Linked DNA regions of Homo sapiens: region 2 is linked to region 1. The links are chromatin loops, found by intact Hi-C in ENCODE. Cell type or tissue: heart right ventricle. All regions are shown on one strand. Each heading gives the region's core, and the rest is flanking DNA. Links, peaks and the distances in the headings are about the cores only. Region 1 holds the start of IGFALS (insulin like growth factor binding protein acid labile subunit). Region 2 holds the start of MIR3177 (microRNA 3177).

Region 1 (10,313 bases), core at 1,121-9,120:
GAGACGGGGGCGGCCTGGGCTCTCTTCCCATCCATGTTGCCTACCTGTGCCCCTGGCAGCCGCGTGTCCACACAGTTAGCGGAGCGCGGGACTTCTGCAGTCCTCAGGTGACCCCGGGCCTCCAGCACCCTGGGTCGCTGTCATCTGTGTTTAGCTCGGGGAGTGCCCCCTAAGGGGGCGAACTGACCTCAGGCATGTTTTGTAACTGTAGAGGCGCCTGCCATTAAACGTGTCCGCTGCTGTGGCGACAGATCTGATGTTTCTAGAGTCTTCTGTCCTTCGGGGTCAGACAGCACCTGCTTCTGTAAGTTTCTGGGCTGGACTGGGCCAGGCCGGCAGGTTCGTTCGTTCCGTTGTCAACAAGCCCCTGGGCCCAGGTGCTGATGTGTTTGCATCTTATTTGGTGGGAATTCGGGGAGATTTTGTGATAAACCTGACAGCTGGCCCCTTCGCCGTGGAAGAATGGCCTCCCTGGGACACTAAAGGGGCCCCTCCCGGGACAGAGACCAGAAGTCAGGTTGAGAAGGGAGCTCCAATCCCAGGGGTCCCCTGCACCTCTTCCCAGTGAGACCCGAAAGGAAAGCCCTTCCAGAAAGCAGAACGCGCCATTTTTCCCAAAGGAAGAGCTCAGCCTTCAGCAGGGGAGGACCCTGGAGGTGGGGGCCCGGAACCAACCCGGGCGGCCTCTGGGTGGGTGAGAGGGCACCAGGAGCACCTGGGCTGACGATGCCGGTGCCTGGGGGGGGCAGAGACAAACGCCCACGGCATCTGCAGGGGGTGCGGCTTCCCACGCAAGGCGGACGGCCCGCCCCGCGCTCCCTCCTCACCCCACCTCAGCCGCGCCCTGGCTGCCTGGACCACACCCCTCGGGGACACTGCCTGGTCCTCAGGGCGATCCCTCAAAGAGGAGGGGTGAGACGCAGAGCCCCTGGGGATTCGAGTTGGTGCCATCATTCCTGGAGGATGTTCTGGGGAGCCCGAGGGGCAGCCACGGGGACCAGGAAGACACATGGGTGTGGGGCAGTTGGCCAGGGCGGTGGCGGGGCAGGATCCAGGCGGGGGCCCTGGGCGTGGCCAAGCCGGGGAGGAGAGAGGTGAGGAGACCAAGGCGTACCCAGGCAACACCATCCTCCCCTCCCCTGAGCCAGGTGGGTTTTTTTGAGACAGGGTGTTGCTCTGCCGCCCAGGCTGGAGTGCAGTGGTGCAGTCTTGGCTCACGGCAGCCTCTACCTCCCAGGCTCCAGTAGTCCTCCTGCCTCGGCCTCCCTAGGACCACAGGCATGGGCCACCATGCTATGCTAATTTTTTTTATTTTTTGTAGAGACGGGGTCTCTCTTGTGTTGCCCAGGACGGTCTCTCAAACTCCTGGGCTCAAGCGATCCGCCCGCCTCGGCCTCCCAAAGCTCTGAGACCACAGCTGCGCGCCGAGCCCCCAGCCCCCTCCCTGGTTTCACGTTCGCAGTCACCCACTGTGCCTGTTAGATTCGATTGCCTTTGCCTTTAATTGATGACAGCTGGGGGGGCCGCCATGCCTTCCACCCCATCAGGCCCTTGCGTCTTCCAGCAAGTGCACTGGGCAGGCCCCTGAGGACACTGAGGACCTGTCCCCAGCACAAGGTGAGCCAGGTGGGGGCCTGAGTCCGGGGCTTGAGTCCGGGGACCTGGTCAGCAGGGAGCAAAGTGGGCCTCGCTGAGGTCCCGCAGGTCGAGCCCCACGACCTCGGGCGGGCTGGCACAGGTGATGTTGTTGTAGGTGTACGCGGGCGGCTGGCAATCGTCCCCCTCACAGATGGCCTGGACGAAGCGGGGCACAGCACTGGGGTTCTGCAGGGCGAAGTCCCGCAGCGCCTTGAGAGGGCAGCCACAGTCCCAGGGGTTACCCTCCAGCCACAGGCGCTCCAGGCCCGGGGGCTGCGGCGTGAAGGTCCGCAGTGAGTTGTTCCTGAGGCTGAGGTAGCGCAGCCGCCCCAGTGGTGCCAAGAGGCTGTTGGGCAATGCCTCCAGGCGGTTGTGCGAGACGTCCAGCCAGAAGGCCCGCTGCAGGGGGCCCAGGGCGTCCGCCGGCAGCTCTGCCAGGCGGTTGCGGGAGAGCAGCAGGTACTCCAGCTTGCCCAGGCCCTGGAAGAGGCGGTGGGGCAGGTGCGTGAGCTGGTTGGAGGTCAGGTCGAGCTCCAGCAGCTCCGCCAGCCCCCACAGGCTCTGCTCCTCAATGCCCACGAGGCCGTTGTCCTTGAGGAAGAGTCGGCGGAGCCCCGAGAGGCCGGTGAAGGTGTGCGGGCGGATGCGTCCCAGGCAGCTGCCCTCCAGGTGCAGGCTGTGCAGCTTGCCCAGGCCCCGGAACACCTGCTCCGGAAGGTTCCGGAGACAGTTCCCAGAGAGGTTCATGACCGCCACGTTGGTGAGGCCGAGGAAAGCGCCCGCCTTGACCTCCTGGAGCTGGTTGTGGTCTAGCGTGAGCACCTCAAGCTGCCCCAGGCCCTCAAAGCTGCGCTCAGCCAGCTGCCGGATGCGGTTGTGGCCCAGCTGCAGCTCCTCCAGGAAGTGCAGGTCCTTGAAGGTGCGGGGCCGCAGGCTGGCGATGGCGTTGTGGGACAGCCGCAGCACACGCAGGCCCAGCAGACCGGGGAACGTGTCCTCCAGGAGGCCAGCCACGCGGTTGTGGGACAGGTCCAGCCATCGCAGCGCCTTCAGGCCCAGGAAGGCGCCCGGGGCCACGGCAGCGATGAGGTTGCGGTCCAGGTAGAGTTTCTGGAGCCGGGGCAGCTGCACGAACACGTTTGCCTTGATGGCCCGCAGCGCGTTCCTGCTCAGGTCCAGCTCCCGGAGCTCGGCCAGGCCGCTGAAGAGCGCGGGCTGCAGGTAGGCCAGCCTGTTGCCCGCCAGCACCAGCTCGCGCAGGCTGCCCAGGCCGCGGAACGCCGCATCGGGGAGCACCGCCAGGCTATTCCAGCCGAGGTTGAGGTCCCAGAGGCTGCCGAGGCCCTCGAAGAGCCCGTCCTCCAGCCTGCTCAGACGGTTGTTGCTGAGGCCGAGCGAGGCCAGCGCGGGCGTGTGTGCAAACGTGCCGAGTGCCAGGCTGCGCAGCTGGTTCCGCTCCAGGTGCAGGTGGCACAGGTTCTCTAGGCCCAGCAGCGCCTGTGGCTCCAGGCTGCCCAGCTGGCCGCCCTGCAGGTTGAGGAAGCCCAGGCTGGAGAGGTTCTGGAAGGCTGCCGGGGGGACGGACGAGAGGTTGTTGCCGTCCAGCCACAGGGCTTGGGTGCCGCCCGGGACTCCATCAGGCAGGCGCGTGAGGTTCCTGGAGCTGCAGAAGACGCTGAGCTCATCCGCGTCGTCATCGTAGCTGCAGACACAGGCGGCCGGGCACGCTGGGCCCTCGGCTTCCCCCGGCGTTCCGGGGTCTGCTCCCTCCAGGCTGCGGGGGCCCAGTGCCACCCAGGACAGCAGCAGCAGCGCCAGGGCCAGGCCTCCTGCGGGGGGAGAGGCTTGGGGAGGCGGCCCGAGGAGGGCTCTGCCCGAGTGAGCCTGATACCAGCACAGCCGGAAGCGGCGCTCAGGTGTGAACTGAGGCTCGAGGTCACCCGCTGAGATGCGAAGAAGCCGGTGAGCCCCACAGGTCCTCCGGCTCAAAAGCTGACACTGCGCTTCCCACCCCATGGGACAGAGGAGTGGCCGCCCCGCCCCGCTGCACAGACGCTCAGGGCTTGGCTCTCCAGCTGTGCGCAGGCCACGTGGGCTCGGCCAGGCTGGGTCTCGGGCTGTCTGGCCATGTGGCAGCCGCACCCCCAAGGCAGGCGCTTGAGCCAGGCCAGTCTGCCACGTTGGCCTAGAGGAAGGGGAGGGAACTGAGCCATTGGCCAAGGTCCGGCCATTTTCAGAATATTCTGCAGCAGGTCTTGGTGGGCACTCGCTCACTGCCCTCAGAGGCTGGACAGGGAGCTGGGCACCTCCTGCCCCAGTTAGGCCCCCCAGCGGGGTCTCACCTGCCTGCATCCAGGCCTTGGTCGGGTGCTGCGGGAGGGGACCGGGGCACCGCCGTCGGGGGACAGGTAGGAACCCTGGACCGTCGGCCACCAAAGCTCACATTGCCTTTCAGGACAAGGGGCCACAGGCCCCACAGACCCAGCCAGCAGGCTCCCAAGCAGCGATGACCCAAAACCTCTACTGTATGGCCCCCCCATCCTCAGAGAGTGTGGAATTGCTGGGATGGTGGCAGGGGCGAGGTGGGGCCCCCCCGACTGCCCTTCTGTCACGATGGGTTGGGAGTGGCCTGAGCCAGCTCTGGAGCTCAGCTCAGGCTTGGGGGTGGCCGAAGCTGCAAGGGGTCACCCCACAGAGACAATGGGGTGTGAGCCAACGTCTCCTGCCTGGGCCGGGCCCACAACGCGGGCCGTGCGGGGCACTTCCCGCCGCTGTGCTGGGAGCTGAAGGGTCCGGCCTGCACCTGGCCCTCCTCCCCTGTGCCGCCGCCAGCGCCCTTAGGGTGGAGGACGGGACAGAGACCCCTGGTGCCAGGCACAGCTGTGTCCCCCTGCCAACCCCAGCAGCCGCATTTCCGACTGTGGGCTCCCCAGAGTCCCCCGCAGACCCCCAGAGCTGAGCCCCCCAGAGCTTCCTTGGGGGCTACCCCGGCCTCTCCCCAGCGGGCTCAGGGTCACAGACTGGCCACCCCTAGAGTGGGTGGCGGGGCACTCGGGGGCCTCACCTTTCCTCAGGGCCATCCTGCATGCAGGGCAGGCTGCAGGCAGGCAGCGAGGGAGGGTACGTCTGCTGTGCCGGCCACCCCTGCCCTCTGGATTTCCCCACTGCGGGGCAGCCCGCGCCTGTCACCTGGCTGGCCCAACCCAGCTGGCCCTGGCTCTGTTAACCCCCTCGTGCCGGGCGGCCGGCATCAGCCCGGAGCCCTGGGGTGCAGACAGTGCAGGGGGTGAGGGAGCTTCAGTCGGGGCCCGAGGTAGCCGTAATGCGGCCCTGGGGGCTGACGGCCAGTGCCCGGGCCCCCTGCAGGGCTGACTGGGGAGGGCTGGGCAGCCAGGTTGGGGTGGGGACCCCTTGCAGCAGCCTGGGAGGGGCTGGGGCTTGAGGCCGGTTTGGGGAGCCCAGGGTTTTACCAGGTCCTGTTGCGGGCAGGGGGCTCCTCGGGCAGCTCCTGGGGTCTTGAGCCCACCCCTGGCCTGAGTAGCCAGCCGTGTGGGGCTAAGGGGCTGCCGCCCCTTCCCCGTGCCCCACCCAGCCATCCACCCGCCCTCCCGGGGGTTCCCTACAGCCTGGGTGGGAGCTGCCGTTTGGGCTTCAGGCCCACGGTGCTGTCCAGGGCCCAAGCTCACCCTGCCTCTCCCGTGACCCCAGGGGCGCTGGTGTCTGGCCACTGCCCCGCCCCCAGCCTCTTCTAGGAATGCCTGGCAGGGCTGCAGGCGCCTGTTTGCTTTTGCCCTGCGCCATCCTCGGGGAGTGTGTGGGGGTGGCCTGGCCATGGGAGCCAGGTCTTGTGCCTCAGACAAGCCTCACCTGCCCCTTGCTGTCCCCCAAGGCTCTGGTGAGGGCCTGGCCGCCCCACAGTCACCGCTTGTGTGCAGAGAGGCCACAGGAATGTGTGCCCAGCCATGTCCAAGGCCACCCCTGGGCTCCGTCTCCACCTGCCTCCAGAGGCCCCTGGTTCCCCTCCACCTGCTCAAACCACTTCCCAACCAGTCGCTCTCTCCCCCAGGGCCTGAGCAGGTGCAGCCCCTCCCCTCCAGGTCCCTGCAGGCCCCTCCCCTGGCTGTCAGTGGGGCCTGCCCACCAGTCCCTCGGCAGTGGGAAAGTGTGCAGGGAAGCAGCCGGAAGGGGTGCAGGCGGGGGCACAGCCAGGGCTCGGGGAGACCACAGTTTTCCAGGGCCCTACCCCATCCTCAGCTCCGGCCTCACCTGGCAGGCCCCGTGCAGAGCTGTGGGAAGCCGCCGGCCCACTGTCATCGTCTTCCCTTTATCGAGAATTGATCATTTTCCAGGTGGCGTCTCGGCTCCTCTTCTGAGAAATTATAGATCCACGGGGAGAAAGTCCACACCCAGAAAGACCCACGATCCGTTTACTCAGCAGAAAACGCAGACTCAGCAGGGGCCTGGGGCCTGAGGCCAGCAGACCCGGGCGGCCTCCTCTCAGGAGAGGTCCCCGTGGGGGCCCCGGCCTCCGTCAGGCCGCGCACCCCACCTGGGAGCCCCACACATTCCAGGTGGGAAGGGAGAATCTGTCCCTGTTCTCTTCCTTTGGGAGGGGCCGGGTGTCGCGGGCGGGCAGAGCCTCACCAGGGTTGCGGCAGCCGCGTAAGGGGGCTCCAGGCCTCTTTGATTCCTGTGGTAACGCAGAGGCCTACACACACATTCAGCCCATTGAGTTCCAGAGGCCCCCATCACTGCCGCCACCCCCAATGGCCCCACTCCCCGTGGCCTCTCCCAGCTCAAGGCCGGTGGCCTCCCAGGCTCCTCCATGAGCCGCATTCTGCCTGTCTTCAGGCCGCACAGGGCCTGGCTTTCTGTAGGACAGGACCCGAGGGAGGTGAGGCCATGTCTAGGTCACGTCCTGGAATACATCTGTCCCTGTCCTTCTCACTGTTTCCAGCAATGCCACCGAGCCCTGTGGCTCTGCATCCTGTGGGTGCATACCTGTCTACACTCAGGCCAGTGGCGAGTGGACGGTGGCCATCACCTGGGAGACCGAGCATCTTGTCCAGCACACAGCCACAGGGTCATCTGGCCTCAGCCACTGCTGGTTTCGGTCTCTTGCCGATTTTCTAGTTAGCTGGCTGATTTCTGATTTGCAAGATACAAGAAAAAACAAAAGCATTCAGCACGCACACTCAGGTGTGTGGCCTTTCTGTCCTCTCGTTAGGATTCTGGTGAGTTTTTTTTTTTTTTTTTTTTTTGAGATGGAGTTTTGCTCGTTGCCCAGGCTGGAGTGTAATGGTGCGATCTCAGCTCACTGCAACCTCTGCCTCCTGGGTTCAAGCAGTTCTCCTGCCTCAGCCTCCCAAGTAGCTGGGATTATAGGCATGAACCACCACACCTGGCTAATTTTTATTTTATTTTATTTATTTATTTTTTGAGATGGAGTCTCAGTCTGTTACCAGGGCTGGAGTCCAGTGGTGTGATCTCCGCTCACTGCAACCTCCACCTCCCATGTTCAAGCGAGTCTTCTGCCTCAGCCTCCCAAGTAGCTGGGATTACAGGCATGAGCCACCACGCCTGGCTAATGTTTTGTATTTTTAGTAGAGACAGGGTTTCACCATGTTGGCCAAGCTGGTCTCAAACTCCCGACCTCGGGTGATTTGCCGGCCTCGGCCTCCCAAAGTGCTGGGATTACAGGTGTGAGCCACCGTGCCCAGCCCCTAATTTTGTATTTTTAGTAGAGACAGGGTTTCTCCATGTTAGTCAGGCTGGTCTCAAACTCCTGACCTCAGGTGATTTGCCTGCCTTGGCCTCCCAAAGCTCTGGGATTACAAGCGTGAGCCACCGGGCCGGCGAGAGTTCTTAATTTTAATTGAGATGATATCCCTTAAATGTTGAGGTTGATTCCTCAGATACCAACAACAAAGATGATTTGGTTTGGCCTCACATCCCCACCCAAATCTCACCTTGAACTGTAATAATTCCCATGTGTCAAGGGCAGGGACAGGTGGAAACAACTCAATCAGGGGGCAGTTTTCCCCATACTGTTGTGGTAGTAACTCTCATGAGACCTGATGGTTGTTTTTGTTTTTTGTGTGTTTGTTTGAGATGGAGTCTTGCTCTGTCTCCCAGGCTGGAGTGCAGTGGCACAATCTCGGCTCACGGCAAGCTCCACCTTCCAGGTTCATGCCATTCTCCTGCCTCAGCCTCCCAAATAGCTGGGACTACAGGTGCCCACCACTACGCCCGGCTAATTTTTTGTATTTTCAGTAGAGATGGGGTTTCACCGTGTTAACCACGATGGTCTCGATCTCCTGACCTCGTGATCCACCCGCCTCAGCCTCCCAAAGTGCTGGGATTACAGGCGTGAGCCACTGCGCCTGGCTGAGACCTGATGGTTTTATAAATGGGAGTTCCCCTGCAGACGCTCTCTTGCCTGCCGCCGTGTAAGACCCTCTGCCTTCCGCCATGATTGTGAGGCCTCCCCAGCCATGTGGAACTGTGAGTCCATTAAACCTCTTTCCTTTATAAATTACCCAGTCTCAGGTATGTCTTTATCAGCAGCATGAGAAAAGACTAATACAGTAAATTATTACTGTAATAATTATTATTACAGTGGGACACTGCTGTAAAGATACCCAAAAATGTGGAAGTGACTTTGGAACTGGGTAGCAGGCAGAGGTTGGAACCGTTTGGAGGGCTCAGAAAAGGACAGGAAGATGTGGGAAAGTCTGGCGCTTCCTAGACTTGCTGAATGCCTTTGACCAAAATCCTGATAGTGATATGGCCAACAAAGTCCAGGCTGAGGTGGTCTCGGAGAAGAGGAACTTGTAGGAAACTGGAATAAAGGTGACTCTTGCTATGTTTTAGCAGAGACTGGTGGCATGTTGCCCCTGCTCTAGAGATTTGTGGAACTTTGAACTTGTGAGAGATGATTTAGGGCATCTAGTGAAATAAATTTTTTTTTTTTTTTCTGAGATGGAGTCTCACTTTGTCACCCAGGCTGGAGTGCAGTGGCGCAATCTCGGCTCACTGCAACCACTGCCTCCCATGTTCAAGCGATTCTCCTGTCTCAGCTTCCTGAGTAGCTGGAACTACAGAAGCACGCTGTCACACCCAGCTAATTTTTGTATTTTTAGTAGAGACAGGGTCTCACCATGTTGGCCAGGAGCGTCTTGATCTCCTGACCTTGTGATCTGCCCGCCTTGGCCTCCCAAAGTGCTGGGATTACAGGCATGAGCCACTGCGCCCAGCCAGTGAAAGAAATTTCTAAGCAGCAAACTGTTCAAAATGTGACCTGGATGCTGTTAAAAGCATTCAGTTTTATGTATTCACAAAGATATGGTTTGGAATTGGAACTTATGTTTAAAAGGGAAGCCAACCATAAAAGACTGAAAAATTTGCAGCGTGATGATGCCATAAAACAGAAAAGCCCATTTTCTGAGGAGAAATTTAAGCTGGCTGCAGAAATTTGCATAACAAGGAGCCAAATGTTAATCACCAAGACAGTGGGGAAAATGTCTCCAGGGCATGTCAGACGTCTTCAGGGCAGCCCCTCCCATCACAGGCCCCGAGGCCTAGGAGGAAAAAATGGTTTAGTGGACCAGACCCAGGGCCTTGCTGCTTTGTGTAGTCTCGGGTGCCCTGCCTCCCAGCCATGGCTAAAGGAGCCAAGGTACAGCTCAGACTGTTGCTTCAGAGGGTGCAAGCCCCAAGCCTTGGCAGTTTCCATGTGGTATTGGGCCTGCAGATGCCCAGAAGTCAAGAATTGAGGTTTGGGAGCTAGGTGCAATGGCTCACGCCTGTAATCCCAACACTTTGGGAGGCCGAGGCAAGTGGATCACCTGAGGTCAGGAGTTTGAGACCAGCCTGGCCAACATGGTGAAACCGTGTCCCTACTAAAAATACAAAAATTAGCCAAGCATGGTGGTGCACGCCTCTAGTCCCAGCTACCTGGGAGGCTGAGGTGGGAGAATCACTTGAACCTGGGAGGCAGAAGTTGCAGTGAGCCAAGATCATGCCACTGCACTCCAGCCTGGGTGACAGAGCAAGACGCCATCTCAAACATAAATAAATTAATAAATTAAAAATTCAGGTTTAGGAACCTCTGCCTGGATTTCAGAGGATGTATAGGAACTACTGGATGTCCAGGCAGAAGTGTGCTGCAGGGGTAGAGTCTTCACAGAGAACCTCTGCTAGGGCAATACGGAAGGGAAATGTGGGGTTGGATCCCTCCACAGGGTCCCTACTAGGGCACTGCCTAGTGGAGCTGTGAGAAAAGGGCCACCATCCTCCAGACCCCAGAATGGTAGATCCACCGACAACAGCTTGCACCATGGACCTGGAAAAGCCACAGACACTTGTCACAAGCCTGTGAAAGCAGCTGGGAGGGGGGCTGTACCCTGCATAGCCACAGGGGTGGAGCTGCCCAAGGCCTTGGGAACCCAGCTCTTGCATCAGTGTGATCTGGATGTGAGACATGGAGTCAAAGGAGATCATTTTGGAGCTTTAAGATTTGACTGCCCTGTTGGATTTCAGATTTGCCTGGGGCCTGTAGCCCCTTTGTTTTGGCCAATTTCTCCCATTTGGAATAGGTGTATTTACCCAATGCCTGTACCCCCACTGTATCTAGGAAGTAACTCACTTGGCTTTTGATTTTACAGGCTTATAGG
Region 2 (10,313 bases), core at 1,253-9,252, 58 kb before region 1:
AAGAGGCTGGTATGGTGGCTCACGCCTGTAATCCCAGCACTTTGGGAGGCCGAGGTGGGTGGATCACTTGAGGTCAGGAGCTCGAGACTAGCTTGGCCAATGTGGTGAAACCCCATCTCTATTAAAAATACAAAAATTAAGCCGGGCTCAGTGGCTCACGCCTGTCATTCCAGCACTTTGGGAGGCCGAGGTGGGCAGATCACGAGATCAGGAGATCAAGACCATCCTGGCTAACATGGTGAAACCCCATCTCTACGAAACACTCCTGTAATCCCAGCACTTTGGGAGGGCAAGGAGGGCGGATCATGAGGTCAGGAGATCGAGACCATCCTGGCTAACATGTTGAAACCCCATCTCTACTAAAAATATAAAAAATTAGCCGGGTGTGGTGGCGGGCGCCTGTAGTTCCAGCTATTCTGGAGGCTGAGGCAGGAGAATCACTTGAACCCGGGAGGCAGAGGTTGCAGTGAGCCAAGATCGCACCACTGCACTCCAGCCTGGGCGACAGAGTGAGACTCTGTCAAAAAAAAAAAAAAAAAGGGTAGGCACAGTGGCTCACACCTGTAATCCCGGCACTTTGGAAGGCTGAGGCCGGCAGATCACTTGAGGTCAGGAGTTTGAGACCAGCCTGGCCAACACGGTGAAACCCCGTCTCTACTAAAAATACAAAAATTAGCTGGGTGTGGTGGCACATGCCTGTAGTCCCAGCTACTAGAGAGGCTGAGGCAGGAGAATTGCTTGAGCTTGGGAGGCGGAGACTGCAGTGAGCTGAGATCACGCCACAGCACTCCAGCCTGGGCGACAGAGAGTCCATCTCAAAAATAAATACATAAATAAATAATAAATCATAAAAATAACAAAATTAGCCAGTGTGATGGTGCATGCCTGTGGTCCCAGCTACTCTGGAGGCTGAGGCAGGAGAATCACCTGAACCCCAGGGGCGGAGGTGGCAGCGAGCCAAGATTGCGCACTGCACTCCAGCCTGGGTGGTAGAGTGAGAGCCTGTCTCAAAAAAGAAAGAAAGGGAATCAGTACTCAGAGCACTTAACAGTCCTTTGCAGACAGGCACACATTAGGGAGAAACGGGAGTCCCTGTGCTGGCTCCCCACAGAGGTGGGACAAGGCGATGCTCTGCCCTCCTCTTCACCTCCTACCCAGATGCCCGGAGAGGAGACAGGAGGGCCAGGCAGTGTCACGTGTCACGCATGAGGCCAGTTCTAGGGTTAGTTCCAGGGGCTCCAAGCCCAGCTGTGGCACCTGTTAGTGGGGTGGCTAGTCACCCTATATTTCCAACTTCCTTTAAAATAAAGGAAATAGAACTGACCAGGATGCATTGCTTTGAGGATTTCCTGTTAGTAGGGTGGCCAGCCACCCTATATTTCCAACCTCCTTTTCGTTTTTGTAAAATAAAGGAAGTAGAACTGACCGGAATGCATGGCTTTGAGGATTTGAGATCACAATCTTATACGCGTACCTGCATGTGTACATATTTTTCCCCTAGGGGCAATGGTTTAGTGTTTGAGGGACTTTCTAGAACATACTGCCTCAAATACTGTGTGGATGAGCCCAGGAGCCTTGGCCAGCCCTGCACTGAGTCTTATTCCTTCCACAGGGTGGGGGTACCGGTGGGTTTCCAGGGCTCGGTGCTGGTTTTCCTCAGAGAGTCGGGGGAGCCTGCCTAGAATGGGTTCCTCTCCGTTTTCTGTGCCCTTTGAATCAGGAGAAAGCCGGGCTGCAGGCCCCAGGGAGCAGAGCATCAGAGATCTTGCCAGGGTATTGCAGCTCCAGGGGACCGGCCATGGGAGACCAGAGACGCGACCTGGGCTGGGGAGGTTGGCGCTCTCGTTCTGAGTCTCCAGCAGCGGGGAGGAAGGGCCTGAAGTCAGAAGCTGCCGTCCTACAGAGCTGGGGCAGCTGGAAGGGGGGAAGCCTGTTTCTGCCCCCAAGCCTCCCACAGCCAGGGCTGCGATGGCAAAAGCCTCCCTCACACCCCATCAAGGCCTGGCCAGCTGCGAAAGCTGCATCGTGCCTGCCTGTTCTGGGGGTTACACCTGCAAACGAGAAGGGTCAGAACGTCCAGCTCTGGGCTTCATGGGTCACGTTCTGGATGATACAGAAGAAGCTGTCAGACTCTGCTTCCGAGTCTCTGGACGTGAGAGCAAATGCACGGTGTGCGCAAAGGCCCAGCTGGCCAGGGGCGTGCCGTGGAGCCTGCAGCAGCAGGTCCTCAGGCAGTCTCGCTGCTCTCAGCTGGAGCAGGGACCTGCAGTTCTCAGGGACTTGCCCTGAGAACGGGCGGCGCCGGCCATCTGCCCACCCAGAGCACCATGAGAACTACGCCAGGGCGTGTGGATGCCAGCTTGCCCCGAGAACAGGTGGTGCCAGCCATCCGCCCACCTGGAGCACCATGAGAACTACGCCAGGGCGTGTGGATGCCAGCTTGCCCCGAGAACGGGTGGTGCCAGCCATCCGCCCACCTGGAGCACCATGAGAACTACGCCAGGGCGTGTGGATGCCAGCTTGCCCCAAGAATGGGCAGCGCCAGCCATCCGCCCACCTGGAGCACCATGAGAACTACACCGGGGCGTGTGGATGCCAGCTTGGCAAGCTGTGAAAGCCTTGCAGGTGTTTCCATCAGATCCCACAGTGGGAGATTCTCATTCGCAGCTCCCGTCTCGTGGCATGCACGCTGGGACATCCTCACCTCTGGCTCTCGGCAGTTGGAAGAGGATTCCAAGCTAACTGGAATTAAAATCGAACCTGGACCCGGGATCTTTGTGTTGTTTTTCAGGGGAGCTGGGGGCAGAGGCAGGCAGTTTGGCCATCCCCTGGGAGCTGCAGCATTCCAGAACCTTCAGCTGCCTCCTTGCCAGCGCAGCCTCAGACAGGAGTGCCTCTGAGGCTGTGTCGGAGGGCGCCTGGGCAGGAGGAGCCCAGCAACAGTGTGCCCAGCTCATCCCAGATCCCAGAGGTGTGACGTGTGAACTCAGGACGCCGGCCGAGAGCCCAGGTTCCGAGTTGCAGTGATCCCCACCCCAGGCCCACAGACAACACCCGAGAGGTCCTGAGAGCCCCAGGGCCATGTGAGCTCAGCCAAGAGCAGAGGCTGCCCCAGCTCCAGAGCCGCCTGATGCTGCCGTCGTCATGGGCCAGGCCAGGCCTACCTGGAAGAGGCGCGTGGCTGCGGGGCAAGGAGTACTTCGTCCTGCATGTTTCTCTCATGGTGTGGGGCAGAAGGTGGCCCAGGAACCTGCTGTCGAGGTGTCCCCGCGGGACCCAGGGACCTGAGCTGAGTCTGGGCTGGGCGCCGCCCCCGTCCCTTGGCTCGTCCTGGCGCCGAGAGTTCAGTGGGAAGCCCCATGGTGGTGCACCTCGTCCTTGTCAGGGCCCCACTGCTGGGGTCCCCTCTGCAGCTCTGCCACGGCTCCTGAAGGCTATGTCAGGGCTGCTGCACTCCCCTCAGGGAACCAGACGGTGCCCTCTGGAAGAAGCCCCTCGATCATTTTGTAAGGGATGGATCTGGGGTGCTCTCTTGTCAGCGCTGCCACAACCAGGTCCTTCTGCCTGACCTGGCCCCAGCCATTCACTTCTTCTGGGCACACAGGACCTTTGGCACCGGCCGTGGGAGCAACGCCAGCAGCAGTGGCTGTGTGGTAGGGGCCTTCCCCAGCCACGGACCCCAGGAAGCCTCCATTTGTGAAACAGGACCCCTGCACCTCTGTGGGAGAGGGAGGGGTCTCATCCAGGTTTACACCAAAGCCTTGGTTGCCATGACTGGATCCAGCCAGAAGGCACCCTGCAGTGGGGTCTGCGCAGCTACATTACTCTGGCCCCTGGGCCTCCTTGCCAGATCTCCACAGCACGTGAGAAGACGTTGGCCCTGCGGGAAGAAGGCGCTGGGGCTGGCGGCCCTGTCTCCCTGAGCATGCCGAGGCCCTGACGGGAGCATGCTCCATGGGGGCGACAGAGGGGCAGGGCTATGGCTGGGCTACCCCTGCCTCCCTCCCTGGCCGGCGGTGGTACTGAGCCGCATCACCAGCGCACGGAATCGGTCACGCCTGCTGTTGCGGTGGTGGCATTAAGAGCCACCTCCGGGCTCGTGTGTCCCCTGCCTCCCCAGGCCGAGACCCTGGCCAGGAAGGAGAGGGTGGGGCTCACGTGCTGTCTGCCACCTGCCTGCAGGCGTGGATGGCAGCCACAGCCTTGTGCCTCTGAAGGCATGAGCCAGCTAAAGGAGGAAGGCACGGCCCCCCTCCCCTGTCCCGAGTGCTTGCCTTTGTGGGGTCAGGGGTGCTGGGACAGGCCTTGGTGATGTATGCTGTTGCTGGGCAGTTGAGCTGGAAGGAGCCCGTCCCTGCTGGACACCTGCTCTCTCTTCTCTGGTGTGGATTCTGTCCTGCCACAACCTTTGGTCCCTTGGGGGACACATATTTGAGTCAGTCCCATCTGCTCAGCCAAAACCCCTTGATTCACCATGAGGGCGCCGTCCATCCTCAGCGCTGGGCGCCCTCCTTCCTGACCCAGATGGACATTTTCCTTCACGCCTGGCGTGGCTTAGTGAGTGTGTGTCTGGAATGCAGTCGGTGTGAGTGCAAACGCCAGGCAGTGTTCTCGGGCCACTGCTGCAGAGTGTGTGTGTGTCTGTGTGGCCACATGTGTGCCGTCACCACGTGCCATGTGTACACACGTGCCAGGCGCTGTCTTGAGACATTCGCGCAGTGCACGGCACTGGGGACACGTGGCACTGGCTGAACTGCCACACAGCCCCGTTCCAGGGCCTCTTGTCAAAGCCAAGAGGGCTCGTGTGTCGCATGTCTGTCCCTCTTGGGTGCCTGTGTGTGGCTTCTGTCTCATCGGGGTACGGCCGCCCTGCGTGTCTCACATCACCACATCCTGGCCGTCCGTGTGAGCGTCCATGTGACCATCGGTGTGAGCATCCGTGTGAGCATGTGACCGTCTGTGAGTGTGCGACGGTCCATGTGACTGTCCGTGTTTCCGTGTGTGTCCATGTGAGTGAGCGTCCATGTGAGCGTGTGAGCGTCCATGTGAGCATCCACGTGAGCGTTCGTGTGGAACGTGTGACCGTCCATGTGAGCGTCCGTGTGACCATCCGTGTGAGCATCCGTGTGACCGTCCGTGTGAGCGTCCGTGTGAGAGTGTGACCGTCCATGTGAGCGTCCGTGTGACCATCCGTGTGAGCAGCCGTGTGACCGTCCGTGTGAGCGTCCGTGTGAGAGTGTGACCGTCCATGTGAGAGTCCGTGTGACCATCCGTGTGAGCATCCGTGTGACCATCCGTGTGAGCATCCGTGTGACTGTCCATGTGAGTGTGACCATCCATGTGAGCATCCGTGTGACCGTCCGTGTGAGCGTCTGTGTGCCTGTCCGTGTGAGCATCCGTGTGACCGTCCATGTGAGAGTGTGACCGTCCATGTGAGCATCCGTGTGACCGTCCATGTGAGAGTGTGACCGTCCATGTGAGCATCTGTGTGACCATCCGTGTGACCGTCCGTGTGAGAGCGTGACCGCCCGTGTGAGCATCCATATGACCGTCCATGGAGCATCTGTGTGACTGTCCATGTGAGCATCCGTGTGACCATCCGTGAGCATCCGTGTGACCGTCTGTGTGAGTGTGACCGCCCATGTGAGCATCCGTGTGACCGTCCATGTGAGCATCCGTGTGACCGTCCATGTGAGAGTGTGACCGTCCATGTGAGCATCCGTGTGAGCGTGTGACCGTCCGTGTGTGTGACCATCCGTGTGAGAGTGTGACCGTCCATGTGAGCATCCGTGTGACCGTCCGTGTGTGTGACCATCCATGTGAGCATCTGTGTGACCGTCCGTGTGAGCGTCCGTGTGAGCGTGTGACCGTCCGTGTGAGCATGTGTGACCATCCGTGTGAGCGTCCGTGTAAGCATCCGTGTGAGCGTGTGACTGTCCGTGTGAGCGTGTGACCATCCATGTGAGCATCCGTGTGACCGTGAGCGTCCGTGTGAGCGTGTGACCGTGTGAGCATCCGTGTGAGCGTGTGACCGTCCGTGTGTGACCGTCCGTGTGAGCATCCGTGTGAGCGTGACCGTCCGTGTGTGACCGTCCGTGTAAGCATCCGTGTGAGCGTGTGACTGTCCGTGTGAGCGTGTGACCATCCATGTGAGCATCCGTGTGACCGTGAGCGTCCGTGTGAGCGTGTGACCGTCCGTGTGTGACCGTCCGTGTGAGCATCCGTGTGAGCGTGTGACTGTCCGTGTGTGACCGTCCGTGTGAGCGTGTGACCATCCATGTGAGCATCCGTGTGACCGTCCGTGTGAGCGTCCGTGTGAGCGTGTGACCGTCCGTGTGAGCGTGTGACCGTCCGTGTGAGCATCCGTGTGACCGACCGTGTGAGCGTCCGTGTGAGCGTGTGACCGTCCGTGTGAGCGTGTGACCATCCATGTGAGCATCCGTGTGACCGTCTGTGTGACCATCCGTGTGTGACCGTCCGTGTGAGCGTGTGACCGTCCGTGTGAGCGTCCGTGTGAGCGTGTGACCGTCCGTGTGTGACCGTCCATGTGAGCATCCGTGAGCGTGTGACCGTCCGTGTGTGACCGTCTGTGTGAGTGACCATCCATGTGAGCATCCGTGACCGTCCATGTGAGCGTGTGACCGTCCGTGTGACCGTCCGTGTGAGCATCCGTGTGAGCGTGTGACCGTCCGTGTGAGAGTGTGACCATCCATGTGAGCATCCGTGTGACCGTCCGTGTGAGCGTCCGTGTGAGCGTGTGACCGTCCGTGTGAGTGTGACCATCCATGTGAGCATCTGTGTGACCGTCCGTGTGAGCATGTGACCATCCGTGACCGTCCGTGTGAGCATCCGTGTGAGCGTGTGACCGTCCGTGTGAGCGTGTGACCATCCGTGAGAGTGTGACCATCCATGTAAGCATCCGTGTGACCGTGTGAGCGTCCGTGTGAGCGTGTGAGCGTCCGTGTGAGTGTGACCATCCATGTGAGCATCTGTGTGACCGTCCGTGTGAGCATCCGTGTGAGCGTGACCGTCCGTGAGTGTGTGACCGTCCGTGTGAGAGTGTGACCATCCATGTGAGCATCTGTGTGACCGTCCGTGTGAGCGTCCGTGTGAGTGTGTGAGCGTCCGTGTGAGTGTGACCACCCATGTGAGCATCTGTGTGACCGTCCGTGTGAGCGTCCGTGTGAGCGTGTGACCGTCCGTGTGAGTGTGTGACCATTCGTGTGAGAGTGTGACCATCCATGTGAGCATCTGTGTGACCGTCCGTGAGCATCCGTGTGAGCGTGTGACCGTCCGTGTGTGTGACCATCCATGTGAGCATCCGTGTGACTGTCCGTGTGAGCGTCCGTGTGAGCGTGTGACCGTCCGTGTGTGACCATCCATGTGAGCATCTGTGTGACCGTCCGTGTGAGCATCCGTGTGAGCGTGACCATCCGTGTGTGTGACCATCCGTGTGAGTGACCATCCATGTGAGCATCCATGTGACCGTCCGTGTGAGCGTCCGTGTGAGCGTGACTGTCCGTGTGTGTGACCATCCATGTGAGCATCTGTGTGACCGTCCGTGTGAGCATCCGTGTGAGCGTGTGACCGTCCGTGTGTGTGACCATCCATGTGAGCATCCGTGTGACTGTCCGTGTGAGCGTCCGTGTGAGCGTGTGACCGTCCGTGTGACCATCCATGTGAGCATCTGTGTGACCGTCCGTGTGAGCATCCGTGTGAGCGTGTGACCGTCCGTGTGAGTGTGTGACCATCCGTGTGAGAGTGTGACCATCCATGTGAGCATCCATGTGACCGTCCGTGTGAGCGTGACTGTCCGTGTGTGTGACCATCCATGTGAGCATCTGTGTGACCGTCCGTGTGAGCGTCCGTGAGCGTGTGACCGTCCGTGTGTGTGACCATCCGTGTGAGAGTGTGACCATCCATTTGAGCATCCGTGTGAGCGTGTGACCGTCCGTGTGAGTGTGACCATCCATGTGAGCATCTGTGTGACCGTCCGTGTGAGCATCCGTGAGCGTGTGACCGTCCGTGTGTGTGACCATCCGTGTGAGTGTGACCATCCATGTGAGCATCCGTGTGACCGTGTGAGCGTCCGTGTGAGCGTGTGACCGTGTGAGAGAGTGACCATCCATGTGAGCATGTGTGACCGTCCGTGTGAGCATCCGTGTGAGCGTGTGACCGTCCGTGTGTGTGACCATCCATGTGAGCATCTGTGTGACTGTCCGTGTGAGCATCCGTGTGAGCGTGTGAGCATCCGTGTGAGTGTGACCATCCATGTGAGCATCTGTGTGACCGTCCGTGTGAGCATCGGTGTGAGCGTGTGAGCGTCCGTGTGAGTGTGACCATCCATGTGAGCATGTGTGACCGTCCGTGTAGCATCCATGTGAGCGTGTGAGCATCCGTGTGAGTGTGACCACCCATGTGAGCATCTGTGACCGTCCGTGTGAGCGTCCGTGTGAGCGTGTGAGCGTCCGTGTGAGTGTGACCACCCATGTGAGCATCTGTGTGACCGTCCGTGTGAGCGTCCGTGTGAGCGTGTGAGCGTCCGTGTGAGTGTGACCATCCATGTGAGCATCTGTGTGACCATCCGTGTAGCATCCATGTGTGTGAGCGTCCGTGTGAGAGTGTGACCACCCATGTGAGCATCTGTGTGACCGTCCGTGTGAGCATGTGAGCATCCGTGTGTGTGACCATCCATGTGAGCATCTGTGTGAGCGTCCGTGTGAGCGTCCGTGTGAGCGTGTGAGCGTCCGTGTGAGTGTGACCATCCATGTGAGCATCTGTGTGACCGTCTGTGTGAGCATCCGTGTGAGCGTGTGACCGTCCGTGTGTGTGACCATCCGTGTGAGTGTGACCATCCATGTGAGCATCCGTGTGACCGTCCGTGTGAGCGTCCGTGTGAGCGTGTGACCGTCCGTGAGAGTGTGACCATCCATGTGAGCATCTGTGTGACCGTCCGTGTGAGCATCCATGTGAGCCTGTGACCGTCCGTGTGAGTGTGTGACCATCCGTGTGAGAGTGTGACCATCCATGTGAGCATCCGTGTGAGCATCCGTGTGACCGTCCGTGTGAGCATCCGTGTGACCGTCCATGTGAGCATCCCTGTGACCGTCCGTGTGAGCCTCCGTGTGACCGTCCGTGTGAGCTTCCGTGTGACCGTCCGTGTGAGCATGTGTGACCGTTCGTGTGAGTGTGTGACCGTCCGTGTGAGCTTCCGTGTGACCATCCGTGTGAGCATCTGTGTGACCGTTCGTGTGTGTGTGACCGTCCGTGTGTGACCGTCCGTGTGAGCTTCCGTGTGACCGTCCGTGTGAGCTTCCGTGTGACCGTCCGTGTGAGCATCTGTGTGACCGTTCGTGTGAGTGACCGTCCGTGTGAGCTTCCGTGTGACCGTCCGTGTGAGCATCTGTGTGACCGTGTGTGTGTGACCGTCCGTGTGTGACCGTCCATGTGAGCGTGTCACCGTCCATGTGAGCATCCGTGTGACCATCCGTGTGAGCGTGTGAGCATCCGTGTGACCGTCCGTGTGAGCATCCGTGTGACCGTGTGAGCCTGTGAGCATCCGTGTGACCGTCCGTGTGAGCATCCCTGTGACCGTCCGTGTGAGCTTCCGTGTGACTGTCCGTGTGAGCATCCGTGTGACCGTCCGTGTGAGCGTGTGACCGTCCGTGTGAGCATCCGTGTGACCATCCGTGTGAGCGTGTGAGCATCCGTGTGACCGTCCGTGTGAGCATCCGTGTGACTGTCCGTGTGAGCGTGAGCATCCGTGTGACCGTCCGTGTGAGCATCCCTGTGACCGTCCGTGTGAGCGTGTGACTGTCCGTGTGAGCTTCCGTGTGACCGTCCGTGTGAGCATCTGTGTGACCGTTCGTGTGAGTGTGTGACCGTCCGTGTGAGCTTCCGTGTGACCGTCCGTGTGAGCATCTGTGTGACCGTTCGTGTGAGTGTGTGACCGTCCGTGTGAGTGTCCGCATAACCGTGTGAGCATCCGTGTGATCATCCGTAACCGTGTAGGCGTCCTTGTGAGCCTCCGTGTGAGCGTGCAACCGTCTGTGTGACCGTCCGTGTAAGCGTGTGACCGTCCGTGTGAGCGTGTGCACACGCTGCTGCCCACACCCTCTAACACCTGTCTCCTTATCGTCACATGCTGACCGTCCGTGTGAGCATCTGTGTGACCGTCCATATGAGCGTGTGCGCACGCTGTGGCCCACGCCCTCTAACACCTGTCTCCTTGTCTCGCCCTCTGTGCCATCACCACATGCTGACCATCCATGTGGCGTGTGCGCATTCTGCTGCCCACGCCTTCTAACGCCTGT

The links. Peaks named below come from ENCODE experiments on the same cell type or tissue, not always from the same donor. Only the 100,000 strongest peaks of a DNase experiment are listed, where the experiment ranks them.
Region 2: it touches region 1 in a loop (4-fold over the local background); 2 of 110 quality-filtered maps call a loop at or near these places.

The regions. Positions count from the first base shown.
Region 1 is chr16:1,788,935-1,799,247 of GRCh38, forward strand. IGFALS (insulin like growth factor binding protein acid labile subunit) reads right to left here and starts at 4,771. Exons shown (of 2, transcript NM_004970.3): 1 at 4,703-4,771; 2 at 1,479-3,467. The coding sequence starts at 4,718. The coding sequence ends at 1,666. NUBP2 (NUBP iron-sulfur cluster assembly factor 2, cytosolic) reads left to right here. Exons shown (of 7, transcript NM_012225.4): 7 at 1-252. In heart right ventricle, for the core only: no CTCF peak of the experiment used is centred there; no DNase peak of the experiment used is centred there.
Region 2 is chr16:1,730,319-1,740,631 of GRCh38, forward strand. The region is part of intron 4 of MAPK8IP3 (mitogen-activated protein kinase 8 interacting protein 3); the gene reads left to right. It overlaps MIR3177 (microRNA 3177), which reads left to right and starts at 4,667; the gene lies at 4,667-4,748. RefSeq lists enhancers at 4,646-5,147, 5,148-5,647, 8,960-9,538, 9,539-10,116. In heart right ventricle, for the core only: no CTCF peak of the experiment used is centred there; no DNase peak of the experiment used is centred there.